2 separate regions of the Homo sapiens genome follow, and region 1 is linked to region 2. A link is an interaction called in ENCODE POLR2A ChIA-PET data of the cell type or tissue named here. Cell type or tissue: MCF 10A. All regions are shown on one strand. Links, peaks and the distances in the headings refer to the core of each region. The heading gives the core; the rest is flanking DNA. Region 1 has its middle 130 kb from the start of PLG. Region 2 overlaps LOC112267969 (a long non-coding RNA gene).

What was found. ChIA-PET counts read pairs that join two places held together with the same protein. Peaks named below come from ENCODE experiments on the same cell type or tissue, not always from the same donor. Only the 100,000 strongest peaks of a DNase experiment are listed, where the experiment ranks them.
Region 1: POLR2A ChIA-PET joins it to region 2 with 5 read pairs; 2 of 35 experiments call an interaction of 5 or more read pairs at or near these places.

Annotation. Positions count from the first base shown.
Region 1 is chr6:160,822,894-160,839,101 of GRCh38, forward strand. It overlaps the pseudogene LOC107986665. Among named protein-coding and RNA genes, the nearest start is that of PLG, 130 kb to the left of the region's middle. In MCF 10A, for the core only: no CTCF peak of the experiment used is centred there; no DNase peak of the experiment used is centred there.
Region 2 is chr6:160,875,055-160,891,262 of GRCh38, forward strand. All of the region lies in intron 1 of LOC112267969 (a long non-coding RNA gene), which reads right to left. It also overlaps the pseudogene LOC107986665. Among named protein-coding and RNA genes, the nearest start is that of MAP3K4, 110 kb to the right of the region's middle. RefSeq lists enhancers at 2,457-3,389, 7,714-8,346, 13,779-14,584 and silencers at 8,989-9,189, 13,309-13,509. In MCF 10A, for the core only: no CTCF peak of the experiment used is centred there; a DNase peak (open chromatin) is centred at 7,867.

The sequences.
Region 1 (16,208 bases), core at 4,956-12,955, 51 kb before region 2:
TTACCTTTCAAAAATGTTTCTAGTGCTCCTAAATTCTATTTGGTTAGATTAGCCTTCAGTACACTCAAAGTCCAGGGATCAAAGTAGGCAAAAATATAATGCCCAACTTTATTTCCTTGATTTCATCAATAATTTCATCAGACATTATACATAACAGTATTCTATTAATAGGACTAAACATGTATTACTTGTTAAATAAAATGAAATTTATGTAGCAGTGGAATAATTATCTTAAAACGTTGGACTTTTAAAATTTGTTAAATATCTTTAGCCCTCTTTTGATTTCCTGTTTTTCAGAATGTAATGAGTATAAATGACCTGTAGGAAATGACAAACTTATGTCTCAAGGAATCCTATAAATAATCTGAATGAATAGCTCAAGTTGTGGCAAAAATTATGGGAAATATTTGGTATTTTAGCCATCTGAGCCTTCAACTAATGACTTTGTACCATGATCTGCTGTAAAGCAGAAAAATATAGAGGAACAGACAAAGAGGAGTCTAAGTTATTATAGGACTAAGAATACCAGATAGATACAAGCACATACATATGTAGGTATGTATGTATGTATGTATGTGTATGCACAATCATTGAAGATGTACATCTTTAAAAACATTACTTCTGAGACTTTTAAGTTTTGGTACAGTTCTTTCATTTTACTTACTTAATATTGACCTCCTACCATCAAACTTCTTTTAAGTATAAAGGTGAAAGAAAAAGATACTTAGAGAATGTAGAATTCAACACACAAGAACTGCTTAAAAGTTACCATACATACGGTAAAAGACACTAGCTGGAAGTTTGGAAATGTAGAAGAGAAATAAGGGCAATAAAAGAGTCCAATGTGGGTAAATCTAATATTGGATGCATAAAATGGTAACAATGTCTCCTGCTATTCTAAAAATATATGGAATAATATGTGTGCACATATATCTGAAAGGGATTAAATGCAGTTAAATATTTATGACCTTTACCTTGCCTGGAATGTGTAACAAGTACCAATTTCTATTAAAACATGGAAAGCTAATTACAAGTATTGCAATCCCTAGGTTAAGCACTTAAAGTGTAGTGAAAGCAAGTGTTAATATCAATAAAGGGGAAAGTGGACTGACAAAATAATCAGTCGAAAATAATGAATAAAATAGAAAAATATAACATAGAACAGATGAAACAAAAAATAGCGTAGGCATATATTTAAACCTTAATATAAACCAACTACATAAAATGAAAGTAGGTGAAGTCTCCAAATGAAAGACAAAGGCAAAAGTAGTATCCCATAAATACAGGTTAAATAAGAAAATATGTTTATTTTATATGAATATGGGTTGAAATAAACAAGATAAAAACTTTTGAATATATGCTAAATCATATGGCTGAAATTTTTAAAGTCAAAATTTTAGAACTATTTGAAACTTATTAAAACTAACTGGCATGAGGACCTCTAACTCATTCATATTGGGTTTGTGTGTATGTATATACATTTATGTTTATTATAAATACATGTAAATGTTATATAGTAAAATTTCCAACTTTTTGCTATGCTTTAAAACCACACAAGAGTATCATATATAGATTGAAACATTGCCTTTTCTCTTGAGCACTACTCCCAAATATGTGGATATGTTATATTTGAGGTGGCATCAAAATATCGCTTTCTGAAAAATTTATTCAGGTAATTCTTACCCCCAGCCTGATATATATATCATAGAAAAAGACATTTTAAAGTATATGCATAAGGTAAATTTCTTCCTAATATCCAAGAACTATTAAAAAATTATCACGTGCTAAGCCAAGTGTAATGGATGAGTCATAAGAATCCAACATTCGTAACTCCTCCCTCAATCCACACGTTACTAACAAATCATAGCAGCATTTCTGCCAAACTTTAGGAATTTTTCTCAGCACCCTTCCTTTCAGTTCTCTTGGTAGACACTAGAAATTCCCTACAATTGAGATAATGATAAGAAATAATTTTACATTTCTGTATTTTTCAAAAACAATTAAGAGCAAAAATATACCAAAAAGCAATGATTAGTAATCCAATTCTGTATTAATGATACAATGACACTGAAAATTAGTAACAAAAGAGTAAAAAATATTGCCAAGTAAATTTAGAAGTTTTGTCTTTCAAATGCCATATTTAGACATAAATGAAAATGAAAATCAAGTCTGAAATAACAGTCTATTTGGAAAATAGTACAAATAAGAAACTTTCATTTAATATTTTTAGAAAACAGGCAAAACAATAACCAAAGTATTTGTAGCTCCAAACTTGTTATTATTAAATAACAAAGAAAATAATAAATTGACTAAGGGTTAACAAAAAAGCAAAAATTAAAGAACACAAAGCATTGTAAAGTTTAGTAAAGATGAAGAAGCGATTCTATCATTAAACATATAAAGTATTAAATAAAAAGCAGAGAAAATCTTGAGAATAAATCTACGAAAATAAGTTCTTGAAAATAACAATGATATGGCCAGGCACGGTGGCTCACACTTGTAATCCCAGCACTTTGAGAGGCCAAGGCAGGTGGATCACTTGAGGACAGGAGTTCAAAACCAGCCTGGCCAACATGGTGAAACGCCGTGTCTACTAAAAATACAAAACAATTAGCCGGGTGTGGGGCAGGTGCCTGTAATCTCAGCTACTCTGGAGGCTGAGGCAGGAGAATCACCGAACCCAGGTGGCAGAGATTGCAGTGAGCCCAGATCACGCCATTGCAATCCAGGCTGTGCAACAAGTGCGAAACTCTGTCTCAAAAAAAAAAAAAAGAAAAAAGAAAGAAAATAACAATGATATGAAGAAAACTCTAGCTATTATAATGAGAAAATACAAAAGATGAAAAAAATTGATTTTGATTTTATGTCTATGTTTTTTCCTCTTGCTTTATTCGTTTTTGATTGGAACAGCTAGAATTTTACCTATCATCGAATTGTTATCCTATGACAATTATACTTTTAAATGCAAATGATATTATAAGTATCTCCAGTAATATACATTAGCAAATTCTTAGCAAACCCTAAGGCATTTTAAAAATTTTTCTAACCATTACAATTTATCCCACTTTATTTAAAATATTTTAGACTTTAGAGTCAGAAGTGCTTTCCATATCTCTGTACAAAGTCAGCACAAGATTGTAAGGCTGAAAACAGAACTTCTAATAAACACATCTAAAATAACAAAATTGTTAGTGCATGAGTATGTGTAATTTGCAAAATCTTTAAAAATTATAAAAGTAAATTGTCAGTGTATTAAACAGATATTTTGCTATATTATTACTTCCCCTTCTATTCCTTTTTAAAGTGCTTTAAATTAGAAATGATATCATCTTATTTATCGTTTCCTTAATACCAAGCCAACACCATGTTTAATAACAAAACCTAAAGTTTTTTGAAACTCAGGAACAAAAAAATGGATGTTTACTCTCACCACTGATATTGTACTTTGTGTTGGAAATTTGATCAAATGGTATTAAACAGCAGCATAATACCAATTAAGTAAATAATAAAAAGAAAATAAAAACCATATTTACGGATATGATTCTCTCTAGAAATAATAAGAAAAGTTGTATCTTTAAATTATAAAGAACTATAGCAACTAAGCAAGATACACTTATCAGAAAAAAAGGTAAAAAGCCTGTAAAAACTTCACTTTGTAAGTACTCAATCTTTTTTGCTGCTGCAAGAAGTGAAAATCAAAATGAGATATAACCTGATACATAAGAATGGAGGAAAGTCAAAACCATAATGATTAATAATTGGCATGGTGAATGTGTAAACAAAATGGTACTCCTACACACTGTCGGTGAGAGTGTAAATGAGGACAGAGAATTTGGTTGTACCAAATCAACAACCACTCACATGTATTTTTTTTTTTGATTTAGCAATTTTCTTCAGGTTAGGTGCATTCATTTAAATAAATACTTTGAAGCCATTAAAAGTGAGGTTGCATATTTATCTTATTGATATACAGTGATGGTCAATATTCATGTGTAATTTTTTAAAAAGGAGGTTATAAACATATGTACATGAAATCCATTGTTTACTTTTCATAAAGGAGATTGTTCTTTCCACGACATGAAAGGGTAGGAAGTTGACAAAAACTAAAGGAAAATGCTTCAGGAGCTCACCTCTGGGAATTTAGGGATGAATTCTCCTAGAGACAGATCAGCTTCATGGTGACTCATCTTTGGAGTCTACTAAAAGAGTTATGTTGCTTCAAAGATGAGGCTCATTTTCATAAGGAGCCAAATTCTTAGTAAATCGAAAGAGCGGGATCCTGCTTCTACCTTCAATAGAGATCTTAAGCCACTAGCTGAGTGGCTTAAGAGCCAGTATGGCTGAATATAGTGCAGAGTGATGAAATTGAGCTTGACGTGATCCTACAATATGTCTTGAAAGCCCTGAGCAGACACCAAAGGTTAATGGAATTTTTATGAAGAGGGGGATGTACATGCAGCTCCATGAGAGACAGAATATACAGGGATAAATGACACCAACAAAAACACAGTGAATTTAAGGCACAACCCCAGTGACTAAAATCAAACAAACAGAAAATCTTTTCTGAAGGACAACAACAATATCATGGTAAATTTTGGGGAAAACAATGAATACCAGCAACAGGCTTATATAATAATTCCTACTTTCTCCTCTTAGGCATAAATTTAAAAAGAAAATATTATATACAAAATGAAAGTAATTATCTAAGATATAAAAATCAATGTTATTTGTGCATTGGTGTTTTTAAAATATCAGAACACAAAATAGGCTACACTATAAATTTATTTTCTGTAAAACTATCCGTGAGGTCATAACAGAATTGGTGATTATAATGGCTAGGTTAATTCAATGTCTATTCAAAGTAGAGAGACTGGAATGCGAAGGGAAACACTCAAGGGTAAAAATCTATGCCAGGCACAGTGGCTCACGCCTGTAATCCCAGCATTTTGGGAAGCCGAGGCTGGCGGATCACCTGAAGTCAGGAATTCAAAACCAGCCTGGCCAACATGGTGAAACCCCATCTCTACTAAAAATACAAAAAATTAGCTGGGTGTGGTGGCAACACCTGTAATCCCAGCTACTAGGTAGGCAGAGGTTGCAGTGAGCCAAGATCTCACCATTGCACTCCAGCCTGTGTGACAAGAGCGACACTCCATCTTAAAATAAATAAATAAATAATCTAGCTAATTGGGTCAGTTTTGAACACCTAATATGAAGTAGTTCAATTCTTAAGTGGACGAGATAGTCTAGGGCAGTGTGATCACCCCAGTGAATGCTCTAGAAGTACGAAGGCACCTAGAAGTTTCTCTCTTTGTATATACCTCCTTTTTCCCCCCCTTTAGGTACTTATAGACTGATTTAGGGAAAATGAAACTATAACATGAAGGAATATAGAACAGTGAAAATTAGGCATCAATAATTGACACTGTATAGTGGGAGCTGGGTTCCAGCTGAAATGCAAACATGGTTGAAACATACTATTACACATCTACAGAAATAAAAGTAGACAAGGACAGGAAAAGGGCTTATGGAAAAAAATTTAATCCTGGAATTTTAAAATTTTTTGTTGCCAGGGTAACTTACACCTAAGAATAGAATAAAGTTGTCTGGCTGGCATTTTGGAGAATAGAATCATAAAGCTTTTCAAGTCAAATTTATAATATATAAGACTGTAGCAGAAAAGGAGTTTGCTTTAGGATAGAAGCCTCATGGAAATTAGACGAAAACTAGCGAATCTATCAGTAAGGTTTATCTCAGCCTCATCTCAAATAGGAAACGGCTGGGCTTGATGTTGTATAAGAACTTGAATCCTCCTGTTGGTTAAAGGAGAACTTCCTAGACTCCTCTGGTAATCAAGACAATTATAAATTTTGATGAGAAGATGGTTACTCAAGCCAAGAAGCATGAGAAACTCAAAATATTTGAAATACGAAGATTATGCTATATAAGAATTTAGCCCACTAGTTGAGAGGCCTTATTTTGACCATGAAAAAATTTTACAGAACAGTAGTGTTCAAAGTGTCAAAAGGACAAGGGAAGAAAATTAACTAAAAAAAAATCAATTTTGAATTATTTACTAAATTATTATAGATATGAATAACATTGGAATTGCAAAAAGGTTATAACCTGAAAAAAATTCATTGAAAATATTCCCAGAGTTAAAAATCTTTGGAGAATTTCAGAAAATTGATTGGAATCAGTTTTAAATCATGTAGGATCCACTCAAGCATGTGGCCTTACCGAATCAATGTATCAGCTTCTTCCTCCAGAGATTAGTAGTTTTCTGCAGAGAAGATTGGACTAGCTGGTTTCCTCATGCTGTGTTTCATGGTAGTTCACACTCAAAAGTGAATTTTACATCTTAGGATCCATACAACTCCTCTTCGTTAATACAATTTACTGGGTTTACAACAGTTTTCTTAAAGTGGTTCGCAGACCAGCAGCTTAAGGATCACCCCAGACCTGCTGAACGCTAGAGCTACCGAAAGAGAAAGTCCTAAGGTGGGGCCAATAATTGGTGTTTTACCAAGACCTCCAGGTGATTCTCATTAACTTAAAGTTTGTGATCCTCTGGGCCAGAGATACAGAGACTGACATTTAATCTGGAAATTTGATTGTAAGGCTGACATTTCCAGAAAAATAGGTGATTATACTTGATATAAAAGACGTGGTAACATTGTTCTTAAAATGTTAACAAATGCCTTCAGAAAGCACATGAGTTTGGAGATGGAGGGAGAGAAATCAAATGGAGGGGGCAAAAGAGAGAGCAAGGAAAAATCAAATGGAGAGGGAGAAAGGGAAGGAGGAGGGTCATATGATGGGCAGAGAAACCAGATTGAAAGAGAGAAATCAGATGGGGGGAATTCCACATGAAGGGAGATACAACTAATAGAAGGAACCGGATAGAGGAAGAAAAGAGTGGTGGAGAGAAAGAGGGGCACCTGATTTAAACTGCCCCCAGAATATTCTGCTTTTAGCGGGATTAACTCTGCATCCCTGGGAAAGTTTAGACAGATCAGTTCCTTTACTTCTCACTGTGTGAAGAGTTAGAGGTAGGACTGAACATTTTGAAGTGAGGAAACCCAGAGGATTTTTTATATTTCAGTGGAAAGAAAAAGACACTATAGAAAATATAGGCCTTGCTGATAATATGGGCTTGTGAAGATTGTGTTGGGTTTAATTTGAAAAGTGAAAGAAACAAAATAGTGTTTAACCCCACCTGGAGAAGTGGGCCATACCAATTTTCTATTACGTTCCAATAATAAGTATTATGTTTCCTAATAACAACCTGCTTTTGTTAATTTTTCTGTAATAAATAATTTATATTTTTCACACTAATTTTATAATTAGCACAAAAGAAAATAAGATATCAACACTTCCTTCTCCTTTGCACCACACACTTCAGCCTCCTGCCTCTCTCCCCTGACCCCCACAAACACCAACTCGGCAATCTGTTGCTTTCTAATGGCCATTGGTTGGAAGCTCATTGGGATGTTCTTAGGAAAGTCTTGCTTCTGATGCATTGGAAGTAGTCCAAAATTTCTGAAATGCCAAGCATTTTGGTTTTAAATTTATTTCCATGTTTTAATTTTCTGGTTTATTTTTAATTTATATTTTCATCAAATACTATGTAAATATTCCTACAATAAATACAAATATTTCTTATAGAATATAGTGTCTTCAGAAAGTAAAATATTATAGTGCCTTTCCATTTCTAACTTATCATGCCACCTATATGTAACTACTTTAAGATGTTTAACTATTTCTGTGTTTTTGTTTATCTCAATATTTCCAAATAAAATACTTTACATTTATTACTTAATTAAAAAAACACATTTAGACATTATTCATTGACTTTATCCTATGGAAGAGAAGTATTTAAATTTCTTACTCTCCTCTTTACCCCAAAACAGACACACACATACACACACATAAACACACACACACACACAGATACACACACCAAGCCCTTATTTCATTCTCCCAATATAAAATTAGGTTAATTTTGTGATAAATTAATATTCATTTTATATAATTATGACTTTAGTGATATCATTTATAGCTGAAAGAGGTAGTATGCATTTACTTTTACAGAACATTTTTGTTTTTCTGGCAGTTATTAATCACTTTAGTTTTGTTTACTTATTCTAAGTACCCAGTCATAATTACTTCCCCATATACCTCAATATGCAAAATACACTGGATATTCTCTCAGCCTCAGTCTTTTTGTCCTTAGAAGTGCCTCTTCTGAAGGGGTAGATCCTAGATCCGCAGTCTCACTGCAGTGTCTTCCGGGGTGACTCTTCACCTTCATCCTGGGAAGGTTTACCTCCTATTTTCTGGTTTGGATCCTCAGTTTCCTAAATTCCTCATCTTTTTCCTTACTTGACTTCCTATTTTAAGTGAAGTGTATTATTTTTAGGTTGGACCTCTTGAGAACTAAAAATATGCACACATTGTAGATCTGAAAACCATTTTTTTTCTACCTTTCTCTTATTACCTTGAGGGCAGTAATCTTAAGTTTTGGAGTTTTTTTCAAAAGTTTAACATGCTCCTCATCTTTGTATTTCCTCTGAATTCTCTCCCCACCTTCCAACCCCCAACTGACTTTGGTCTGTCGCTGTGAAGTTAGAGAATTTCTTAACATATATTGTTATGCTTCACTCTCCACTTATATTGAAAAATAAAAAACCAAAAACTGTGGTTTGAAATTCCATGTATTCATTGTGAGTGGCTTTCCAGCTACTAACTTTATTGCACTGTGATCAAGCAGAGACCTGGCTGATTTGTTTAAGAACTCTCTCTCTTGGAGTCTGTATTCTTTTTCCTAGAGCCAGTCAGTCAGTGACAGTCAGTGGAAGTGGCCTGGTCACCCACATTTTTAGAGCAGAATAGGGAAAAAGACCTTGTTAGCTTTGTTTTGTGAGTAGCCTTTTACTTAATTTCTCCTCTATAGTATTGCACCACATCCCTGGGCTCTGTGTACTGCTCAAGAATGCAATGGGCTGTTCACACAGGATAAAAGAGAGAATTCAGGAGTTTAACTGTTTGCTCATAAAGCTTTCAACCAGTTCTTTGATTTTCAGTCTCGCCATGGTCCCACCCTTAGGAATGACTGATGAGTACAATGCCTGTCTTTTGAGTGTTCAGCTAGTTTAGTGGCTTTCTCTCTGCTACCCACTTAGTTTGATGGTTCTAATCTGTTGAGTAATCTACTTATTTATTCTACTGTTTCCTCTCCCATGCTCTTTGTTCCCTTTGATCGTAATTTTAATAGGTTTTAGAAAAAATAGAAAACCATGTACTACATTGGCCATATTTAACAGGAGTACCTATAAATTTATCTTTAAATTAAAATGATACCATTTTGTCTAATGTACTGTAAATAATTTTTCTAGATGCTTGAATGTCTTTGGAATGTATGCCTTTATAAATTTTACATTTTAATATGACACCTTATCTGTTTTTCCTGTAACTGCTTCTCAATCTTCTGTCATATTTAGAAAAGCCTCCCCATTTTAAGATGTACAAATACTCACTCTCATTCTCTTCTAGAAAGTGATAGTTTTATTTCATAAATCAGTAGTCTGATAAATTTTTAATTGGTGTAATTTCTTTTCCACCATTGATTAGAAATGCTATTTATATTAAAATAAATTCATATAGATAAGTACATATATTTATATATAAGGTATACATATGCGTATGACTCATGTATGTGAGTCATAGTCTCCCTCAGTAGGTGTTGATTTAACACCCCAGAACATATTTTAATACCTTGTTTTAATGTATTTTCTCAAACTCGTATAGTTTTTTCTTTCTTTCAACTTTTATCCTCTATATATACATAGTAAAACAAGTTTTATTTTTGTTTTATATGAGACCATATAGAATTTATGTCTGAATTTAGAGTTTAAAACATTGAGACTTTCTACCCAAGAACATGCAAAGCAATTGAAAGCATTTAATATCTTTCTTAAATCCTTTATTATAATTTTGAGATTTTCTTTTGTTATGCATTTATAACAGTTTATTCCTAGGTATTTTATCTTTTGGGTTACTATTATAAATAAGATATTTTATTTCATTTTATTTTCTAAGTGACATTTATTTCTTATTGGAAATCTATACATTTCTCATGTTAATTTTTCAGTAGACCACAATATAAAATTATTTTATTTCTAACAGGTTTTTAAATCAATTTTTTAATTTTACTATATTTATAATCATATCATCTATAAACCACAATAATTGTGTTTCTTCCTATCCAATTTATACTTCATTTTTTGACTTGTTCATATACTTACCTACTTTCAGGAGCCTACATTAATAGCAGGCATTATTGATTGTAATGCAAAATGCTTTTAGTACATCAACATAAAGCTAAATAAAAACTACTTTTTATCTGGTTTATCACTTGCTGTCTTAAATTCCACCTTGATACATCAAGTCTGTAGTTCCAGCCTTGTTCTCATCGTGATCTCTCCAGTAAGTTTTTCTATTATATATTTTCTAATTCTTCTAAGTCAGATTGTTATAATGAACCTCTTAAACAACCGAGAATTGGTCTGTTTTAGTTTGATTTTTAAGGTAATTTCATAGATGTTAGTAACCAATATATCTTTTATGTGTTTATAATATTTTTGTTTTCTGTTTTGAAATGTGAATTGTGTTTTATTTCTTTATTTTGTGAATTGGTGATGTGATTTATTTCTTATAATTTTGAAATATTTGGTTTTGATCCTCTATAAGTTATACTTTTAAAGGTGCATAATCTACTTAGTTTTGTGCTTCTTGAAACAGATACACTAAAATCAATCAGACCAATATTTTCTGTTAATAATACATTTCCGGTTTTTGTAGCACACTCTTTACTTCATACAATGGAATTCATAATGTATCCTACCTACACACCTAATATTAAAAATTAACCAAGATAATTCCCTAACTCTAATATAAACAACATAAAAGGCCACTAATTTATAAGAGCACTATTTCTATGCAAAAATATTAAAGAATAACTGAACTAGAAGATACATTGCAGTGGTTAGCTGTTTGCACCCATACACAGAATTACCGTGGTTTGGCAGCCATAAATAAGGACTGATAATAGTCGTTTCCTAATAGACACTGAAGTAGGATGATGTATTTTTTTCAATATGGTTAAGAAATTCTAAGAAATTTCTGAATGAACAATAATATTTATTTCTTTAACATAAAAGATTCATTCCTGATATAGTCAATGATTATTAAAATTGTGTAAAAATATTTCATGCCAATATGTGATGTGAAATTCATATCTAGGCTTAGATATTTATATGTAGGTTTTATATACACATTAACATATGCTGCAACTTTTAGAAATTGTGCAATCCATGAAAAACGTTTTCTTTGCCTGAACTATTCTGTGCATTGAAAGATTTATAACTTTCATCATTCACTACCCACATGCTAAATGTCAACTGTTCCAGCCAATTATTCTGAATATTGACAATGACTCTAGAAATTGCCAAGGTGCCCCCAGAAGACAAAACAGTCCTCCTGAAAGCACTGAGCTAAAATAAATTTCTCCAATTTACAAAAGCACTCATCACCTTTCACCTAACCATGTACTAGTACGTCAAGCATTTTGTCATCATAATTAATAAATTCAAATAAATGGTAATATATATGTGTACATTGGTACTCAGTACTAAGATAAATGGCTATCACATTGAAAGCTTTTCAGTGAGAAGTACATCAATGTTGATAAAATATCAGTTTTGATGAAAATTATAGTGGCCTACACATTTTATTAAAAATTTGAAAGTATTCTGTAAAGAAATTTTCTTTGAGAAATTAAATTGGACTAAAATACTTTATGAATGTATTGCTAACTGCATTATTAAATATATAAATTTTAAAATATAGTTAAATTTGAAACAAGTGAATAATATGATAAAAAGTAAAAAGCAGAAGCCTACTGGGTAAAAATCTATAAGTTGAAAATATGATCTTATGTGAAAATATTATAATTATTAGTTTTTTATTACTTATATTTTTAATGAAAAAATTTTCTAGGAATAGAAAAAATGAAATGTATTACTTTACTTATTATCCTGAGTCCTAAAGTTATGACCCAAATGCCTTATAAACTGTGGATGCTCCACTAATGTTGCTTTAATATTGCCAACAAATGCATTTTAAACTTGAACAAGCTATGCTCAAGACAAAGGTCATCTTTTTAAATATTCTGCACAAAAGCCTGCAAGAAATTCCACGTCTTGGAAGATAATTTGAACAGCAATACAAAAAGATTATACCTATAAAAACTATTTAATTATAAATGAAAATAAAAATCTGGTTCAGGTAGTACAAAATTACATAACATGCATAAAAACATTTTATTGTTTGAGATATGAAATTAAAGTATGAAAAGTCATAAAACCTGAAGCTATAATATAGTCAAACTTTTATTTTAAATATATAATATACTTATTTGGGGAAAATATATGAAAGATAATTGTGTATAGATGAGTGAAGTTTCAACCCATACAAGAGTTGAAACTTTATTATCCAAAATCGCTTCATTTAATGAAGTTTATCATAAAAATTTTGGTATGCGTATGGGTAATACAATGATATGTACTCTAGAATTGCTTAAATGAACAATTTCTATATCATTTTACTGTCAGGATTTAAGAAGCAAGATTATTTGGTTTTCCAAGGCATAATAAAGGGTGAAAATATATCAGTGCATGTAAGTGCCTTGGACAAAAAGATTTAAACACTTGATCTAGTGGTATCAAGACTGGCCCAAACCCAAAAATATATTCAATATGGTGTTTTCATATGTAGTTCTATATCCTTTTTGTTTTGAAGTTAAAATGTAAGCACATAAAACTTTTACTTGAAGGCAGAAAAGTTTGCATAGTATAGCAAAAATAAATAAATAAACCTAAACTATTCAACTTGTTAATAAAATCACTGACATCATGGCAGAAATTACAATAGTCTTAGAATAAATAATTACTAGACTTCTTGGATAAGAAATAATTTAAGAAAATCCTGGTCAAATTATACTATATTTTTGTGGCAAATTCACATAAAGCTCTATTTATACAATCCTCCTGACTCTATAGAAATAGTTTCCGAAACTATACCTGATTTTCTTATGGACTTTTAGATTTTACACTTTGAAATAGAACTTTTGCTTCTAACTGCAAATTATGTTTTGGTTAAATTTAACATTACACAGAAAATGTGAATTTCCTAAAATAGCCTGTAAAGGAAACAGGTTTAATTTAAAACTTCCAGAAAGAAAGCCAGAAGACACATTGCTATAATCAAGCAACTTGTATGTTCAGAAAGTGAAAAAATAATTACTTTAGTACTTTAAAAATGTGTTCACCTTCTAAATGAAATAGAACAACCATGGAATGTGTTCTGAAGAGTATATAATGTTACCTATGTATAGTACACTACCTGGGGACAGGTATCATGTCACATCGTCATAACGTTTTGAACAATATCTTCCAATTAGAGGATATTCAAAATAATAAATGTACAAATGAATATATTTTATTCTGTTATAATATTTCTGGTAGCAAGTAGGGATTGGTGACTTAGACATAAATTTGAGGCTTCAAAAAGAGGTGGGATTCATGAACACTTCACAGTCTGGGCCTGGTATTAAGAAATTATCATCCCATACTTAGCAAATCTTTCCGGTCTTAAGTAACAATATGGCTGGTGTGATTTTTTTTTTTTTGGATCATTACACATTTTATAAATTCCCAGAAATTTATTTTGTTACGTTTAAAACAAATGAAGTTTTGGTTTTTTTGATAGTCTTTATTGTTTATCTGTATTTTGTATTATTAATTTTACTCTTCATTTTATGATTTCCTTCTTTCTACTTATTTTATTTAGGTTTAGTTTCCTCTCTTGTCCATTGTGTTGAGGTGGAAGTTTAGGCTATTGAGGTATTTACAGCTGTAATTTTTTTTCCAAGCACTGCATCACCCACATCCCATTAGTTTTGGTATCCGTTTTCGGTAATCTCAAACTCTTTTCCAATTTCTCTTGTAATTTCATTTTGATCCATTGTTTAATATAGATTCTGTTATTTAACTTCCATATAATTGTAAATTTACCAAGTTACTTGTTTTTGATGTTTAATCTCATTCAGTTTTGGTTAGATGTCCTTTTCATTATTTCAATTTTTTGAAATACATTACAGTTTCTTTTGTAGCACAGCGTAGCATACGGTCTATCCTGGAAAATGTGCCATGTTGTTGGGTAATGTGTTTTATAGCTATCTGCTATTTCTAGATGATTCACAGTGTTGTTCACAGGCCTTGTCTGTGTCAGCGCTACCTGCGGTGTGTGGCAGCTGCACGCCCCTTCCCTGTGGCAGAGCTGGCTAGAGCCACTGCCTGAAGAAACTCGGCTCTGTCCTCCGCTCCGGGGAGGAGAATGTGGCCAGTGGATGCTGAGTTCCTTCTGTTGCCTTCCGCAGCCCACAGCTAAGTCACTCTGAAGAGCATCTCGCTGGCCTGCGCTTCTGCTTCCCGTTGCCTTCTAGGCGGTTCTGACCGTGACATCCCTTTGCTCCTCCGCTTGTGCCCTTGAATCCTACATTAAGGGAAATGGGGGTTCTGTTTTGAAACAAAATGAGAAAGAATCATAACCTTCAACTTCAAAACACTTCCAGTCTCCTGAAGATTTTTCAGATTCAGAGATCTCCACCCATTTTCCCAGAGTCCTTGAAATGTTTCCTGGAGCCGCGCCTCTCCCAGTGCTCTGGCTGGAGACAGTAGCAGGGGCTGTCTTCCTCTGCGTCCTCGTAAGCACCCAGTTTGGGGTGGAAGAGGCAAAAAGAAAACCCAGGAACGCCCCACCCTATCGTTCTCAGGGTCCCCAGGGTCGCCCGGCTCCCCCGGGCTTCCTCTCTCCGCCTCTCGTCTTCCTGAGTTTGTTTGATGGGCACTGCCCGAGGTTTCCAGTTGCACCTGCGGGAAGGAGGAAACTGCACACCTGTTCCATCTTCTTAGGAGGGGAAGTCTGAGGCTTTTTGAATGACCACCGTGTAGCGCCTTAATTCTCCTTCACTTTCAGCAGTTTTGTCTGCCCCACCTCAGGAAGACTGTCTGTGTTCTTTCCTCCATAGCCCGGGCACCGAAGGCACATGCCGTGCATATAAGCTTCCTGTCTCGTTTGAGACTCTACTTGAGCTCATTATTGCTTCAGTTTAATCTGCGCACGTTTCACCCTAGGAGAGTACTGCCCAGATGTGGCAGCTTTTTCTTACAGATGGTCCGAGGCTATTCTTGCCCTAAAACTTCAGATGCTCACATAAAACCATCCTTCCTAACAACACAGGCTTTCCCATTTCTACGAGGTTGACCTTTACACCTGAAGAGTCATTGAAGCCCAGCTGGTGATAAAGAAGTGAATATTTCAAAAAATGGAGGGAGGATAGAATCTGGTCTCTCGTTTTCAGGTGATTCCAGTTGCTTGATTCAGTCTCGCTGGAATGTCTGAGCATTTGTGGAAAAAGCCCTTAACTCGATTTGCCAAACCCCATAAAGTAGGAGCTGAACTGACATTTAAAATTGGAACAGCCTTCATTTTGGGAGGCCGAGGCGGGCGGATCACCAGGTCAGGAGATTGAGACCACGGTGAAACCCCGTCTCTACTAAAAATACAAAAAAGTAGCCGGGCGCAGTGGCGGGCGCCTGTAGTCCCAGCTACTCGGGAGGCTGAGGCAGGAGAATGACGTGAACCCGGGAGGCGGAGCTTGCAGTGAGCTGAGATCGAACCAGTGCACTCCAGCCTGGGTGACAGACCGAGACTGCGTCTCAAAAAAAAAGAAAAGTTGGAACATCCTTCTGGTGCTTGCAGTCTTACTTGTGTCCTTTAAATCTTTCCTGGAACAGGGTTGAGACCGTATAAATGTATAAATGCATGCAAACAGGCAATGAACAGTGTTCATTCCAGCCTCATGTCGAAACCCCTGGAACATGTTTTCTCTCTTGTCTTTTTTTCCTCACTCCATGCAGGTCAAGTCATAGGCCTTTTTCTTTTTCTTCTTTTTTTTTTTTTTTGGTCAGATTCTCACTGTGTCACCCAGGCTGGAGTGCAGTGGCGCAATCTCGGCTCACTGCAACCTCCACCTCCCAGGTTCAAATGATGCTCCTGCCTTAGCCTCCCCAGTAGCTGGGATT
Region 2 (16,208 bases), core at 3,377-11,376:
ATCACATTAACCAATTCCTTGAAATAAATATCTTAATATATATACATATCTCTTGGTTCTTCCTCTCTGGTTGTGCCTTAACTGACACAGCGTTAGTTGTTAATTGCCTTATCAGATATGAAGGTATGTTTTGAAGTTAAAATTATGAAAATGTTGTCATACCAGTATACAGATCAATACATTGATCAATGGAAGATGGTAAATGATATCTATATGCAAGTCATAAAAAGTGGAGTTCTAAGTCAGTAGAACTTGTAAGGAAATACAACAAAATTCTGACTATCTTCTATAGGTTGACAGTATTAAAAGATGCTGTAGATCGGGCGCGGTGGCTCATGCCTGTAATCCCAGCACTTTGGGAGGCCGAGGCAGGCTGATCACGAGGTCAGGAGATTGAGACCATCCTGGCTAACACGGTGAAACCCCGTCTCTACTAAAAATACAAAAAATTAGCTGGGCGTGGTGGTGGGCACCTGTAGTCCCAGCTACTCGGGAGGCTGAGGCGGGAGAATGACGTGAACCCAGGAGGCGGAGCTTGCAGTGAACCGAGATCGCACCACTACACTCCAGCCTAAGCGACAGAGCGAGACTCTGTCTCAAAACAAAAAACAAAAAACAAAAAAAGATGCTGTAACATAATGTAATTGTATAAAAAGAAAAGAATAAAATAATGGCAATAAGAAAAACATTCTCAATTTTACTATTAAAAACTTACTAATAGAAAACTTTATTCACAGAAATTCATATAGAAAACTGTGAATAATAGATAAAGCTCAGCTGTGTTTGTCAACTGTCAAAACCCACCACCTCCCAGCTGGACCCTGAGGAGATGGTGGATGATAAAATCTAATGTTCATCAAGGATGTTGGACAATCAATGAAAATCAGCTGTATGTTAATAAAGCTGTATTGCCTGTCCTTTACATCTTTACTTTAATTAGATGTTTACATTTTGCCCTTAAGAAAATATAGGCAAATGTTTTTTCCTATATTTTCCTTGATGAAAAATATTGAGATATCATTTGATTTCTTCCTTTCCCATTATTCCCTTTATTTCATTTAAGATGTATACTCATATTGTATCGAGCTCAGATCTCTGAACTCTTCCTCTTAATAAACAAAACTTCCATTTCTTTTAATTCATTAAATCGAACTATTTTAATCTTTCCTTGACGGTGATTTTACAAACAATGGTTGTTTATCAGAGAAAATAATATCTGGACTAGAAGAAGAGTCAATGAGATTAGTTTTGCAAATTATCAAGTCAGTTACCTAACTTGCTAAGTGCTGCCCAAATATTAGTAGTTTAATAATACTACAGAAACATCGTGTTGTCCACCTTTATAAAAATTATTCCAAATAATTATGTCATTTGTTTTCATTTGAAAAATACATAGTTCAGACAGTTAAGTTAATGATTAAACTCATGGAAGCTGACAATTCAGAATGAGCAGTACGATAATGTAAGATTAATTTTACAAATATTTTAAAGTTTCTATTAAATATTTAAAAATTATACATCAACTGGGTCTTAAGATGGCCAACTCAATGCAGCTGGGAAGTGCTTCTCCCATGGAGAAAGGCTGAGATTTTGACTAAATCAACATAATTTGAACAGATCTTTGTAAAGAAGATGTCGAATGTGGATGTAGAGAAGATGCAGGCACTGAGGCTAAAGAGGAAGGAAGCTGGAAACTCCGCGTTGGGTAACTGAATGCTGGGGCTGCTTCCTGGCCCCAAATGGTGTCTGAGGAAGGGGTAAGTGAAAGGATTTGGAGACTGGAGACCTCACGCCTGCCACGGACATTTGAGCTGCTTGGTGGATGTCTTCAGAGATTAGACAGAGACAGAGCTGCTGCAAGCTTGGTGCCAGGAAACATTGTGCTAGGGACAGCTTTGGCAGAGCCTAACCCACCAAGGGCTGCCTATCTCCCTTTGAAGGCTCTGGCCCTAGCTAACCACTGGGGAGAAAGCAGAGCCACCTTCCCTGTGGGACTGGGGCACATCTGTCCCACAGGCCACCTGCCTGCCAGCCCCTCCTAGGTAGGGCTCCTCCCTGGCCACCCTGCAGAAGCCTGTACACAACATAACTCCACTGCCCACTCTGGGTGCTTTGCGCCACCTAAGTGCATTCTGGAAGCCTGGGAGCCCTTCGAATCCGACAGCACACCTGGGACTCAGTCCCAACGGTCTGGAGGAGGGAGCTGCAAGCAGGTCCTGGTACCCCAGAGCCCTGGCCCATGGCTCAGGATTACCTAGCCAGGATCTGTGCCCTGCACTCAAGTCGGGGAGGACCCCACACTCTCAGAAAACTGAGAAGGGTGAATTGCAGAGGTTCACAGGTTGGCCTAGGACCTAGATGTGCTTACCTCCACAGGACAGGTCCAGTAAGGATGTGCCCTATTTTCATACTGGACTTCTGTCCAAGGGAGCCCTGAGGCTGAAACATCAAATTAAAAATAAATAAATAAATAAATAAATAAATAAATAAATAAATAAATGGAATGGCTGGCAAAGTGCCAGTGATCAGAGGCAGCTTCCCCAGACTCCAGGAGTGCACCTGGTGAGGGGGTCACCTGTCTCCCCCTTGCACCACAGAGCATAGCTGCAAATCCAAGGATATGCAAAGGAGTCATACTGCAAATAACAGCCTGTCTACCAACCATTGCTGTCAAGCACTATCTACCGGATTGCAGCCCAAACTACCAAAAACAACAACAAGTCACTCCGCTAATTCTCCCTGCTGATAAACCAAGGGCAAGAATTCAACAACAAAGACCCTGTACAGAGTCTTAGCCCTCTGAAACCTTCCAGAAACAAAGCCAACTGACTATACTAGATTTCCATCACAGTTAACACCAGCCTTCTCAGATGGGAAAAAATTAGCATAAGAACTCTGGCAATTCAAAAAGCCAGAGTGTCCCCTTACCTCCAAACAGGCCCACTGGGTCTCCAGCAGTGGTTAATCAGTCTGAAATGTCTGAAATGACAGACATGGAATTCAGAATCTGGACGGCTAGGAAGCTTATCAAGACAAGGAGAAAGTTGAAACTCAATCCAAGGAAGCAAAGCAATTCAGTAAAATGATTCAAGAGTTGAAAGACTAAGAAGCCATTTTAAGAAAGACCCAAACTGAACTTCTTGAGCTGAAAAATTCACTACGAGAATTTCAAAAGACAATCAGAAGTATTAACAGCAGAATAGACCAAGCAGAGAAAAGAACCTCAGGGCTTGAAGACAGCTAATTGAGTCAACTCAGTGAGGCAAAAATAAAGAGAAAAGAGTATAGAAAAATGAACAAAACATCTGAGAAATACGCAATTATGCAAAGAGACCAAATCTATGACTTATTGGCATTCTCGAGAGAGAAAGAGAAATAATAAGCAACTTGGAAAATATATTTGAGGACATAGTCCATGAAAATTTCCCTAATCTCACTAGAGAGATTGACCTGCAAATCCAAGAAATATAGAGGACCCTAGCCAGACACTGCAAAAGACAACCATCCCCAGGGCACATGGTCATCAGATGCACTAAAGTCAACACAAAAGAAAAAACCAAAAGTAGACACATGGGACTTAAACTAAAGAGCTTCTGCATAGCAAAAGAAACTTATAACAAAGCAAAGAAACAACCTGCAGAATAGCAGAAGTTATTCACAAACCATCCATTCAACAAAAGTCTAATATCCAGCATTGATATGGTTTAGCTCTGTGTCCCCACCTATATCTTGTAATCCCCATATGTTGAGGGAAGGACTTGTTGGGAGGTGATTGGATCACAGGTCTCCCCATGTCTGTTCTTGTGATAGTGAGTGAGTTCTCACGAGATACGATAGTTTAGAAGTGTGTGGCTGGTCAGGTGCAGTGACTTACAACATGCCTGTAATCCCAGCAGTTTGGGAGGCCAAGGCAAGCAGATCACCTGAGGTCAGGAGTTCAAGACCAGCCTCCCAACATGGTGAAACCCTGTCTCTTCATAAATACAAAAATTAGCCAGGTGTGATGGCAGGTGCCTGTAATTCCAGCTACTCAGGCAGCTGAGGTGGGAGAATTGATTGAACCCAGGAGGCAGAGGTCGCAGTGAGCCAAGATCGCACCACTGCACTTCAGCCTGGGTGACAGAGCAAGACTCCATCTCAAAAAAAAAAGGGGGTGTGGCTTTCTTTGTGTTCTCTCTCTGTCTCAGTCTCTCTCTCTCTTTCTCTCTCTCCCTCTCTCCTGCCACTTTGTGAAGAAGGTGCTTACTTCCCCTTCAACTTCCACCATGGTTGTAAATTTCCTAAAGCCTCCCCAGCAATGCAGAACTGTGAGTCAATTAAACCTCTTTTCTTTATAAATTATCCAGTCTCAGGTAGTTATTTATAGCAGTGTGAGAATGGGCTAATACAAGCATCTATAGAGAATTTAAACAAATCAACAAGCAAAAAGCATTTACCCTATTAAAAATGTGCAAATCACAGAAACAGACACTTCTCAAAAGAAGATATACAAGCAGCCATTGAGCATATGAAAAAATGCTCATCATTACTAATCATCAGAGAAATGCAAATACAGCAATGATATACCATCTCACATCAGTCAGAATGGCTATTACTAAAAAGTCAAGAAATAATGGATGCTGTTGATGCTTCAGAGAAAAGGAAATACTATATACTGTTGATGAGAATGCAAAATAGTCCGGCCACTGTGGAAAGCAGTCTGGAGATTTCACAAGGAACTTAAAGACACCTACTATTTGACCCAGCAATCTCACTACTGGGTACGTACCCAAAGGAAAATAAATCATTCTACCAAAAAGACACATATACTCATATGTTCATCGCTGCACTATTCACAATAGCTAAGACATGAAGTCAACCTATGTGCCCAGCAGCATAGATTGGATAAAGAAAATGGGGTACATAAATACTATGGAATAATATACAGCCATAACAAAAATGAAACCACGTCCTTTGCAGCAACATGGATATAGTTGTGGGCCATAATCCTAAGTAAATTAACTTAGGAATAGAAAAACCAAATACTACATGTGCTCACTTATAAGTGGGAACTAAACATTGAGCATATGTGGACATTAATATGAGAATAATAGACACTGTAGAACACTAAACAGAGAAAGCGGGAGTGGGTCATGGGTTGAAAAACACCTATCTGATACTATGCTCACTATGTGAGTGGTGGGATCTGTGTTAGTCCATTTTCACACTGTTAAAAAGAACTACCTGACACTGGATAATTTATAAAGAAAAGAGGTCTAATTGACTTACAGTTCCACAGTGCTGGGGAGGCCTCAGGAAATGTAGAATCATGGTGGAAGGTGAAGGGGAAACAAGCACCTTCTTCACAAGGTGGCAGGAGAGAGAGAGAGAGAGATTGAAAGTGAAGGAAGCCACACACTTTTAAACCATCATAACTCATGAGAACTCACTCACTATAACGAGAACAGCATGGGGGAATACACCCCCATGATCCAATCACCTCCCACCAGATCCCTCCCTCCACATGTGGGGATTACAATTGAGATGAGATTTGGTTGGGAACACAGAGCCAAACCATATCAGGATATGTACCCTAAACCTCAGCATTACACAATATTCCCATGTAACAAAACTATACATGTACCCCCACATCTAAAACAAAAGTTAAAATTAAAAAATATGTATATATCAAAAAGAATATATGTACACAATTAAAGCTTCATAAAATACTTTTATATCTGATAAATTTTAATGTTAAATCTAAAAATTGAATATTAAATGTGGTTAATGTTTAACATATTATTTCTTGTCAGAAATTGTCTTTATATATTAGTATGTACTTTCTAAGAGAAGCATAAGATATGTGAGGCAACCATGTCTTTTTATTAAGCACCTTAAAATTTTGCAGGTTTAGGAATCCATCTTTTCTTGAAAATTGTTTTAATCAACGTTAAAATAGTTTGAATTAAAAAACCAGACTTAACTCCCTAACAATTTTTTTTAAAGTTTTCTCGGAGGTTACTAAACTTAATCACTAAGACCACTGTCATCAAGGTTACTAATGGGCTATTGTATTTTGCTAAATAAAAAGTAAATAAGAAAAATCACAATCTTAGTTTACTTCCCAGCAGAATTTTACCTTGCTGATGGTTCTTATACCTTTTTAAAAAGTATAATATTAACATCAAAATTGAAAAGCATACAAATAATGTTAAAGTGTCTGAACAAGCAATTGGGAAACATCATCTTATTCTTCCCACTCAGCAGATATAACTATAGTAAGCAGTGCACATGGACATAGTCTATAAACTTTGAGACATGTGTTTATGCACATTCAAATGCACCAAGTCAATAGAAATGTTAAAACTGTTCAAAATAAGTTAATGAGGACAGAGCCTTTATAAAAAATAAAAGAACAAATGGGAAATTATCTTAATGGATGAGGTAATTTGTTGACATTTCCTAAAATACGAGCTGTGTTTATTTTCCTCTTTCATTCCTGACTCATTTTTGCTTTTCTGAACTATTCCAACATCTGGAAGTTCAGCCCTCTCTTCCAGCTCGACTGAGCTGCTGGCAAATGCTAATTTAAGGTTAAGGCACAAACCTGCTTGTAACACAAGGGAAGCCACCAAGGACCTGTAGGCATTCTGCTACTTTGGCCCCATGGAGAACAGAATCAATTCTGCTGCAGATGGTAAAAACCAAGGAATAGTCAACAAATGTTTGAACTAAACAGCAGAATAAAAGAAAAATGAAAACCATCACATGGAAGAATTTACACAAAAAATTATTAAAAACAGAAAGTGACATTAAGGTACATGTATTTAATATTCTCAGAAATATGCTTAGGTATATAAGAAAATGTAATGGGCAAATAAATTACACAAGAAAGGAAAGCGGGGCTGAGGAATTGAGAGACAAAGTTAAGATGTATACAAGCTGTCAACATACATTTGATGAGGATTTTTGCAGGAGAAAACAGGAGAAACAGACATCAAATAATGGAATTAATAATACAATATGTTGATAAAGTGCAAACTTACATTTTTTTCATGTATGCCTTTTGTGAGCTATCTAAAAATTCTTGGCCTAATCCAGAGAAGTGAAAATTTAAGGTTAAGACCATATATGTGTGGGTCTATTTATGACTTTATTCTGTTTGTTTCTCTGTATTCTGTCTGTTGCTCTGTTCCTACGCCAATACTTAAGTGCCATGATTACAACAGAAAACTATTTTTATGTTTATGATGCTGATTATTTCTCCACGTTCTTCCACATGATTCTTGGCTCTTTGTATTTCCTTTTTGGATGTTTTTTTAAAAAGATTTTATCTATATTATTTTGGATAATTCATGTTTTTCTTCTTAATGTGTAAGAACATTATCCTTTTCTCTATATTCTTATGTTTGTAATTGCATTTAATTTTGTTTCTGGTCTTTTATTGTTAATTTTAAAGGTTTAGAAACATTATCTGCATTTTCCTTTGTGATTCTTTTTCTCATAACTGCAATGCTTAGATAGTTCCAGAAATCACAAACTTGATCATTTTGCATCTACATTTTTCTTGATAAATATTTCTAGTAAAATACTTTCAATTTTTAAAATTTTGACTAAAACTTAAAAGTAGAGAAAGAGACATAACAAATTTTTTAAAAAATCTTAATATTGTTTGCATATGCCTTCAGACGTGACCATCAAAGATTTTTCCTGAGAGTTTTTTCCAAAGTGAGCTATAAAGTGATTTATTTTTCCCTTGGATCCGAGTGGTATAGAATTGTTATCCCAGAGGTGGCAATAGTTTTTTCTCACCACATGGAAAAAAAACTCCATACACAAAGGGTGCAGATGGCAGCCTGACTTTCATAGTCCTGTAACCCTGACTGCAAATTACAGCTTGTAATGAGTCACATACAGATTGTGAAAGGAAAATATCCTAGGCCCTTTCATGCTGGGAACTGCTCAGAGCAAATCTGTCTCCCATTCTATTCAAAGTTATTCCTATGCTCACTGAGATAGATGCATATCTGATTGCCTCCTTTGGAAAAGCTAATCAGAAACTCAAAAGAATGCAACCGTTCATTATCTCTCACCTACCTGTGACCTGGAAGCCCCCTCCCCGCTTCCAGTCTTCCAGCCTTTGTTTTAAGTTGTCCCGCCTTTCCAGACTGAACCAATGTAATTCTTACATATATTGATTGATGTCTTGTGTCTCCCTAAAATGTATAAAACTAAGCTGTTCCCGAACACCTTGGCACGTGTCGTCAGGACTTCCTGAAGCTGCGTCACAGGCGTGCATCCTTGACCTTGGCAAAATAAACTTGCTAAATTAACTGAGACCTGTCTCAGATTTTGGGGGTTCACATTTTGGTAACCACAGGGGGATTCTGAGTGAAGATGCCCCTGGCCTGTGACAAATCTCCTGTGGGTGCTTGGTACCCGCATCAGCTAACTTTATGGCTCAAACCAATGGGACAACTTGCTGAGGCCTGTGAGCACCTCCTCAGTGAATCCCTGACCTTTCAAAATTTGGTCAAGATCTAAAGTTTATTTTGCTGTACAACTTCTTTTTTTTTTTTGAGTTTTACTTGCTTCCAACAAGGAAGGCATGTCTTCCTACTTCCATGACGATGGAAAGCAGGTAACCCCTTTGTGGAGTTTGAGCTCGCTGCCAGCAGGGAAGAGGAGTTTTATTTTTCCCTGCTGCTAGGATGGGAGAGTGAAGTCTACAGCCTGAGACCCATCACAAGGTAAGAAACTGGTTTGGGATTCTGTCTTGCAAATTCTTTTTAAACAACTAAGGTTAGCATTAACAAGCAGCTGGTTTTAATTTCTGCTTACACTTAGAGCACTCAGAAATCATATAATTTGTGTGATCATTGTTAGTTTTCCTTAACTGTTTTGTTGTTTGTTTCTTAACTGTCTCGTTGGGTTTGTGTGTGTGTTTGTTTCAGTGCTTTCCCTTATCAGATTTGACCAACTCCAAACCTTCTAGCTCACTAATGTGGAATGTTCCACTCCAAAGAAATAAGAGCACCTTGCTCCCCTCAGCCTTTCCTGGCATTCTCAGGCAACTGAGAATCACCTGAGGGTGTCTGGGAGAAACACTCCCTAAGACATGCAGTGGCTCTAAATAGGTTCCCCCTCAGAAGAACATACTTGGAGTTTAATCTCAACCAGCAGGTACATAGAAGGAGCTGACCCCTCCCGAACCTTGAGGCCCTGACACACTGTGCCAGGTGGCTGAGACATGGGCGGACAGAACAGGTTCAGGGGGTCATGACTCTGAAGAGCTAGGTCTGCGAGCAGCACATTTTGGGTCTGACATACGTCCCAACTTGGTCAGATCCAAAGAGTAACTCTGAATTATGGGGAACAAGGCCTTTGAAGTGGGAGGAAAATGGCCAGCAAAAGGGAAAAAGAAAAAGGGAAAAGATTTTTAATTTTGACTACAAAAGGGGCTTTATTTACATAACAAGGCCACCTTTTTGCCAGTCAAACCAAACTGAAAGAGGAATGGCTGTACTACTGAATTAGCAGCATTTTCTCCTAGCTGACATATGGTAATGAGATTTTAAAATATTTTTTAAAGAAGTTCAATGATTAAAAGTCAGCTTAATTAGAAGGATAACATCCAAGATGTGAGTGTGTATGTGTGCACGTGTGCATATTTGTATTTAAAAGGCCTTCATTGTTTTGGGTTTTTTTGTTTGTTTTTCTCTCCTAAGACCTTGTCTTTTTTTGAGCAAAAGTTTTTTTTTCTTTCTTATCAGTTGACTGAATGCTCTTTTCACCTGATTTATTGACTAAAATAGTTATTACAACAGAGGCTACGCTTGGGTTTTTAAGGGAGAATGTAGTTTAGACACTCAGAAATGTCTTTGTTTAAAAAAAGTTTTTTTAAGTACACTATAAAAGCGTCTCCCTCGAGTACCACCAGACTTTTTCTCTCTGTACCTTATGATGGAAATTTTGCTATTTAATTTTCAACTGAGTTGTTTCCTTTAATATGCAAATTTAAGCCTATTTAGCTATCAACTGCCTCGGGTTGTAAAACAGGTTATCAAGGATCTAAAAGTCTAAGATAGGGAAAAAAAAGGTCTTATTGAATCTATAAGATGTACTTCCATCCACATGCCCAATACATCTATGTATTTATGTATTGTGTATACAATGTTTCACTACTGAAAAATATATAAAGGGCTTAAAGAAAAATGAAAGCATTTAAATAAAATACTTTATCAGGAAAAAAGAAAAGACTAGTCAAATGCTTTTTCGAGTTTATGGAACTTAAGTAAAAGCTTTAATAAATAAGCCAGCTTTAAAATTATTAGTAAAGTAATATTAGAAATGTCTGAGGAATTGCCAGCATACTTTTTTTTTGCATTTATTAATCAGACAATTTCATGCTTATCCCTGCCAAATAGTGTAAGATGTCAAAATTTGGCATAGGGGTTACAAAACTATAAACCTAGCCCAAAGCAGAGTGATCTTTGCTGTGTAATTTTTAATAAATAAGACATTGATATCGGTTTAATGAACATCTGCATCTTAAATTTAGGAAGATTACCATAATTTCTAATCTTGGCTTTAGGGAGTCTAGTCCACAGGCAGTAAGGAGGTTTGTTCTGGGAAAAAACTGTTACTGTCTTTGTTTCAAAGCTAGACTGTAAATTAAGTTCCTCCCAAAGTCCAGGAACGAAGAAGGACAGCTTGGAGGCTAGAAGCAAGATGGAGTCAGTTAGGTCATATCTTTTTCACTGCCTCAGTTATATTTTTGCAATGGCAATCTATAACTTTAAATCATAACTATCACAGTTTTCATAAATAATCCAGGTAAACAATTAAAATAAAATAATTAGGTAAATGTAATGAGATAAATACTTGTAGACAAATGTCATAATTTAGAATCTAAAGTTAAATTAAATAATAGAGATTTCATTATTTGGGTATTTTCCAATCTATATTGTAGGAGAATATTCTTGCAAAAAAAAAAGTGTGTCCTTTTTAAAAAAAAAAATAGGTGAACACGTTTTATCTAATTCAAAGCTTATTTAAAGGTTATGTATAAAACAAGGTAAAAGGAACCAGGAAATAAAAAAGAGATGTAAAAAAGTTATAAAAATAAAGAGATTTTATGTGTGCATGGTAAGAAAGCTTAAAGAGAAACAATTTTATATGAGAAAGAATCTTATATGGCAGATTTAGTCTTAGAGAAAATGACGGGTTGTTTCAGAAGGAGGAATACTCAGGACAAACCAGAAGGTCCCAAGCATGTTATGAACAGTTAGTGTAAGTCACAATAAGAGGATTTATTTTGAGGAAAAAAACCCAAAAACTTGTATATGATGAATTTGTCATATTATGATTAAGTTTTGGTTTGCTTAGGAAAAATAACTGAGATAATTTTTTTGAATTAAGGTTATTACATCCATATATCTTCCTGTATGTGCTTTTAAAGTTTTTGTGACATTGAGTTACAGGGCTTTGACTCCTGGGTCTAAAAAGGACACCAATTCCTGCTAAATCTTAAACACTGACAGCAATTAAAGCCTCATCTTCAGGCCCTGTAGAAGATGCCAATCAAAATAAACTGCATTCCTGAGACACAGGGCCAGAAAGGAAAGCCATTCAACTTCTCAAGGCCCAGGGACTATCACAGAAGAGGTGGGCATGTAAGATTGTAAGGGCCGATTTTAAAAGATAAAATAAGTTCAGTTTCTGCATAAATTAATCATTAATGTCAAAGACACACTGATGCAAGACCAGCATATGGACCACTGTGTCAGATTAGCAAGGTTTTCTTGAGGCATTAACCAACTCCTTAATAAAGGTTATAAAAGTTATAAAAGGCTTATGGAACTTATATTTTATGATCAAGATTAAATTTTATAGATTGGTTGCAAAATTTGGGAAAACATTTAATTGGCTTCATGCTATTTTTATTAGGACTTCTTATTTGGAAAATTAAGTCTCCTCTCTCAAAGAATGAAGGTTTTCACTTTTTTGAAATGCTTGAGTTACCACTTGGTTACATGAATGACTTCACAATGGCCTGTAATCCTATTTTGTGATATCAAGTGTCTTAAACCTTTTATATTTGACAAGCTTTCCAAAGTCAAACTACAAATTGTGTCTTTTTCTGACCTAATTAATCCTTTAAGATATTAGTTTCCCTAAAGTCCAAAAATGACATAAGTTGGCTTATTTGGTAAAAAAAAATTATACCAGAAGAATTGTCAAATATTAAATGGTGCTTTATTTTCTTTGGGCTGTATTTGTATAAATATGTTATTGGTAAGTGTTCCAAAATTATGGAAAACTCCTGTTATTTTGATATGACTTAGTGTACATTATTAGTAATGATTGTTATGTTAAAGTTATTGTGTGCCACAGTAATAATACATTTCTTTGTCAATTGTGTCTTTGACTATGGGTGCCCTAAAACCTTTTTTCATCCATGGACAATTGTCTTGTTTTGGTCCTCTTTAGAAGTTGGTTTCATAATCAGCTATAAAACTTCAACAGGTGCTCTTGAGTGCAAGATTCTGATAACTTCAAAGATTGTAACATTGGAACAGAGAAAAAAATGTTCAGGACTCACGGAGAGTTAAAATGTTCATGAGTATCAAGCAGAATAGAAATTAACTGCATGGACTGAACTATTCTTCCTAACTTTTAATGTTTGCTGATCCTTTGTGTTGTTTTTCAGAGTCTTAAAACTTTTCTTTTGAGCTATTGACAGCTTTAAAAAATTTAGTATACTCCTATGAACAAAATTTGGAGCATTTTTGTTTCTATCTGATTTCTCCAGAATTTGGAACTATTTGTGAGTATTCTTAACTTATGGTAATATAGTTATGTGCATAAGTGCAACAAGAAACTGTTTTCAGGCCAGGAGTGGTGACTAATGCCTTTAATCCCAGCACTTTGGGAGGCCAAGGCAGGTGGGTCACCTGAGGTCAGGAGTTTGAGAACAGCCTGGCCAACATGGTGAAACCCCGTCTCTACTAAAATACCAAAATTAGCTGGGTATGGTGGTGGGCATCTGTAATCCCAGCTACTTGGGAGGCTGAGGCAGGATAATTGTTTGAACACAGGAGGTGGAGGTTGCAGTGAGCCAAGATCGTGCCATTGCACTCCAGCCTGGGTGACAGGAGTTAAACTGCATCTCAAAAAAGAAAAAAAAAAAAAAAAAAAGAATCTGTTTTCATTTGTAACAGGACATAATTGGAGAAACTGGTTATTTGACCAAGACTTTAACTGGAATGGTGTGCTCTCCTTTAAGGAATCAAACTTGAGTTATGGAGCCAATAAAGCCCTTGGAAAAACTGGCCTCATATTCTGTGTACGCAGTCCCTGTACAGGATTTCTGACCTGTGCTAAGTAAAGAATGTCACTTTCTGACAGGCCCAGAAGCCTCAGGTTTATCTTGGAACCTCAAGAGGAGAGGAAATATACCCAACTCATAGATATTTGATGGCACGAATCCATGGCTGGGCTCAGCTTTTAAAAAGTTTTATCTGAGATTCCTTCTATGGAACAAAGTTCCATTAAAGCCAATTTAAAAGCCTATGTAAAAATAATTATTCTTGCTGCAATGCATACAAATAATTAGGCCAAGTATAATAAAGAAAACCATTTTCGATTTGCCTTTAGCAAAATGGGAAACTGGAGAGAGAAAAATTATGTTTCAAAAACTATAGTACCCCTGTTGTTAGGATCTAATCTTGCCTAATGTTTTTCCAAGTCTTCAGAATAATGTTTTCTTTTATTTCCTTCTTTTTTTCCATTTTTCCTAATTGGGAGTCACTGAAAACTAAGTTATGCTTTCTTTAAACCCTGCAAACTCAAACCAGACAACCTAAACTTCAGAAGAAAATAACAGCAATCTATTTACATACATAAGCCACTTTCATACCTGCCTACTGTTGTATAGACTTCAGAGTAATGTGGCCTATATCAGTTTTCCAGGATTGCTCTTTTGTTTGTTGTTGTTTTTCTCCCCTCCTCTCCCTAATTTCTCTTCATAGGATGTGAGACTTCACAACCTGCTAAAAATGAGCTTTTGGGACCTACCCATCTAGGAATAAACCGTCCTAACCATAAGAGATCAGGTGAAACCTGACACCAGAGGCTCATTTTCTTCTAAAATGTTTTCTGCAAAAGATTAAGAAGAAAAGGGGGAAAATGTGGAAGGAAAATACCTTGGGCCCTTTCAAGCTGGGAACTGCTCAGGGCAAATGTGCCTCCCATTCTATTCAAAGTCATCCCTCTGCTCATTGAGATAGAAGTATATCTGATTGCCTCCTTTGGAAAGGCTAATCAGAAACTCAAAGGAATGCAACTGTTTGTTGTCTCTCACCTATCTGTGACCTGGAAGTCCCCTTCGCACTTCCAGTCTTCCTGCCTTTGCTTCAAGTTGTCCTGCCTCTCCAGACCAAACCAATGTACTTATTACATATATTGATTGATGTCTCATGTCTCTCTAAAATGTATAAAACTAACTTTTGCCGTGACCACCTTGTTCACATGTCGTCAGGGCTTCCTGAGGCTGTGTCATGGGCCCACGTCCTCGACCTTGGCAAAATAAGCTTTCTAAATTAACTGATAACGTGTCTCGGATTTTTGGGGTTCACATATCCAGAAGTATATCTATAAAAAATTATTTATGTTTTCTTCAAAATTACAATATCCACTGTATAGAGCACCATAGACATAAGTAACTCCATTTTAGAAAAAGACTTCATCTTATATTTCAAATGGCATCATATCAGTGGGACCAGATGTTTGTCTAATCAATAGAGTCTATACCCAACAAGACTGAGGCGTAAGACAGCCCTCGCCAGAGGATGCAAGGAGGTACGAAGAACAGGGCTTCATCAGTTCAACACAGTCATCTCATTAGACATTGTCCTGCTGTCACTCTTGGGCAGCGCCTAGCATCTGCTGCTAAAGGCTCTGCCCAAATCAAGAACTCTCCCTTGCAAGACTTTGACAAGCGCCTGGATTAGTCCAAGACAGTCTCCTTGTCCATGTTGCTATCCTTGGACTGGTTCATTAACATCTTTCCCTATACTACACAGTTTTCTCTCAATGTTAAATGTTACTGTGATGTGGAAATTTTAATCTACCATATGCATGTATTAATTATACTACTATGTATGGTTTGCCATATTGACTAACTTGTAGATCAGCTTGAGCCTGTGTGTTCTTGGCTGTGACTGCCAAGTGAAGAGATAATGCTAAGGAGAGTTGTCTCCTTGGGAACTCCCTGTAGCTTGTGGCTTTTATGAATAAATAAGCATCAGTAAAAGCCTGACCTTAATGTTGTACCTGATCAAGTCAGAGAAAATGCCACACTTTGAGATGAATTAAAGAGTCCGTTTATTCAGCTGGTGGCCAAGAGACGGCTAAAGCTCAAAGTTCTCTCGGCCCCGAAGAAGGGGCTAGATTTTCTTTTATACTTTGGTTTAGAAAGGGGAGGGGGGGTCTAGTTAAAACAATTTTACAGAAGTAAAGTAGGCAAAAAAGTTAAAAGGATAAATGGTCACAGGAAAGTAAACAGTTCCAGGTGCAGGGGCTTTAAGACTATTACAAGGTGATAGACGCTGGGCTTTGGGCATTATCAATCGGACGAATTCCTGGGAACTGCGGATATTGCTCGCCACAGTATCTTATCAGTTAATTGCATTCTTGGATGTGCTGGGAGTCAGCTTGCACAAGTTAAGTCGTTGAGGAAGGGGCTGCCAGTGAAAAAGCCAAGATGGAGTCTGTCTGGCTTTCTTAGCTAAGGGAGAGTCAATTCAGGTGGAAACAAGGCTAGGTGATTAAAGGAAAGGGAGAGTCTAAGAACAGGGTTAGTAAAAAACAAGGTTGGGCATTACATTATAAAAAGATACAAACATGCCTGTATCTGATTATGTCTGACCTTGTACATCTCATGACATCCGCAGTCAATGAACATGTCTATTTTAGTCTCTGAATAGGCCTGGAAAGGAAAGGTATACACAAATACTTGATAAGTGGAAAAAATAAATGTTTGCAATTTGGGTACATACCAATACCTTCCTTCTGTTTATTAATTGTTTAAGTTTTGCTTTTGTTGTATGCAACTAAATCATGTTTATGGTATGCCTGTGTTCTGTTTTTTGCAATTATTTGACATAAATACACTGGTTTTGTTTTTATTTTGTTTGTTTTAGTCTACCTTTCCTCAGATAATGAGA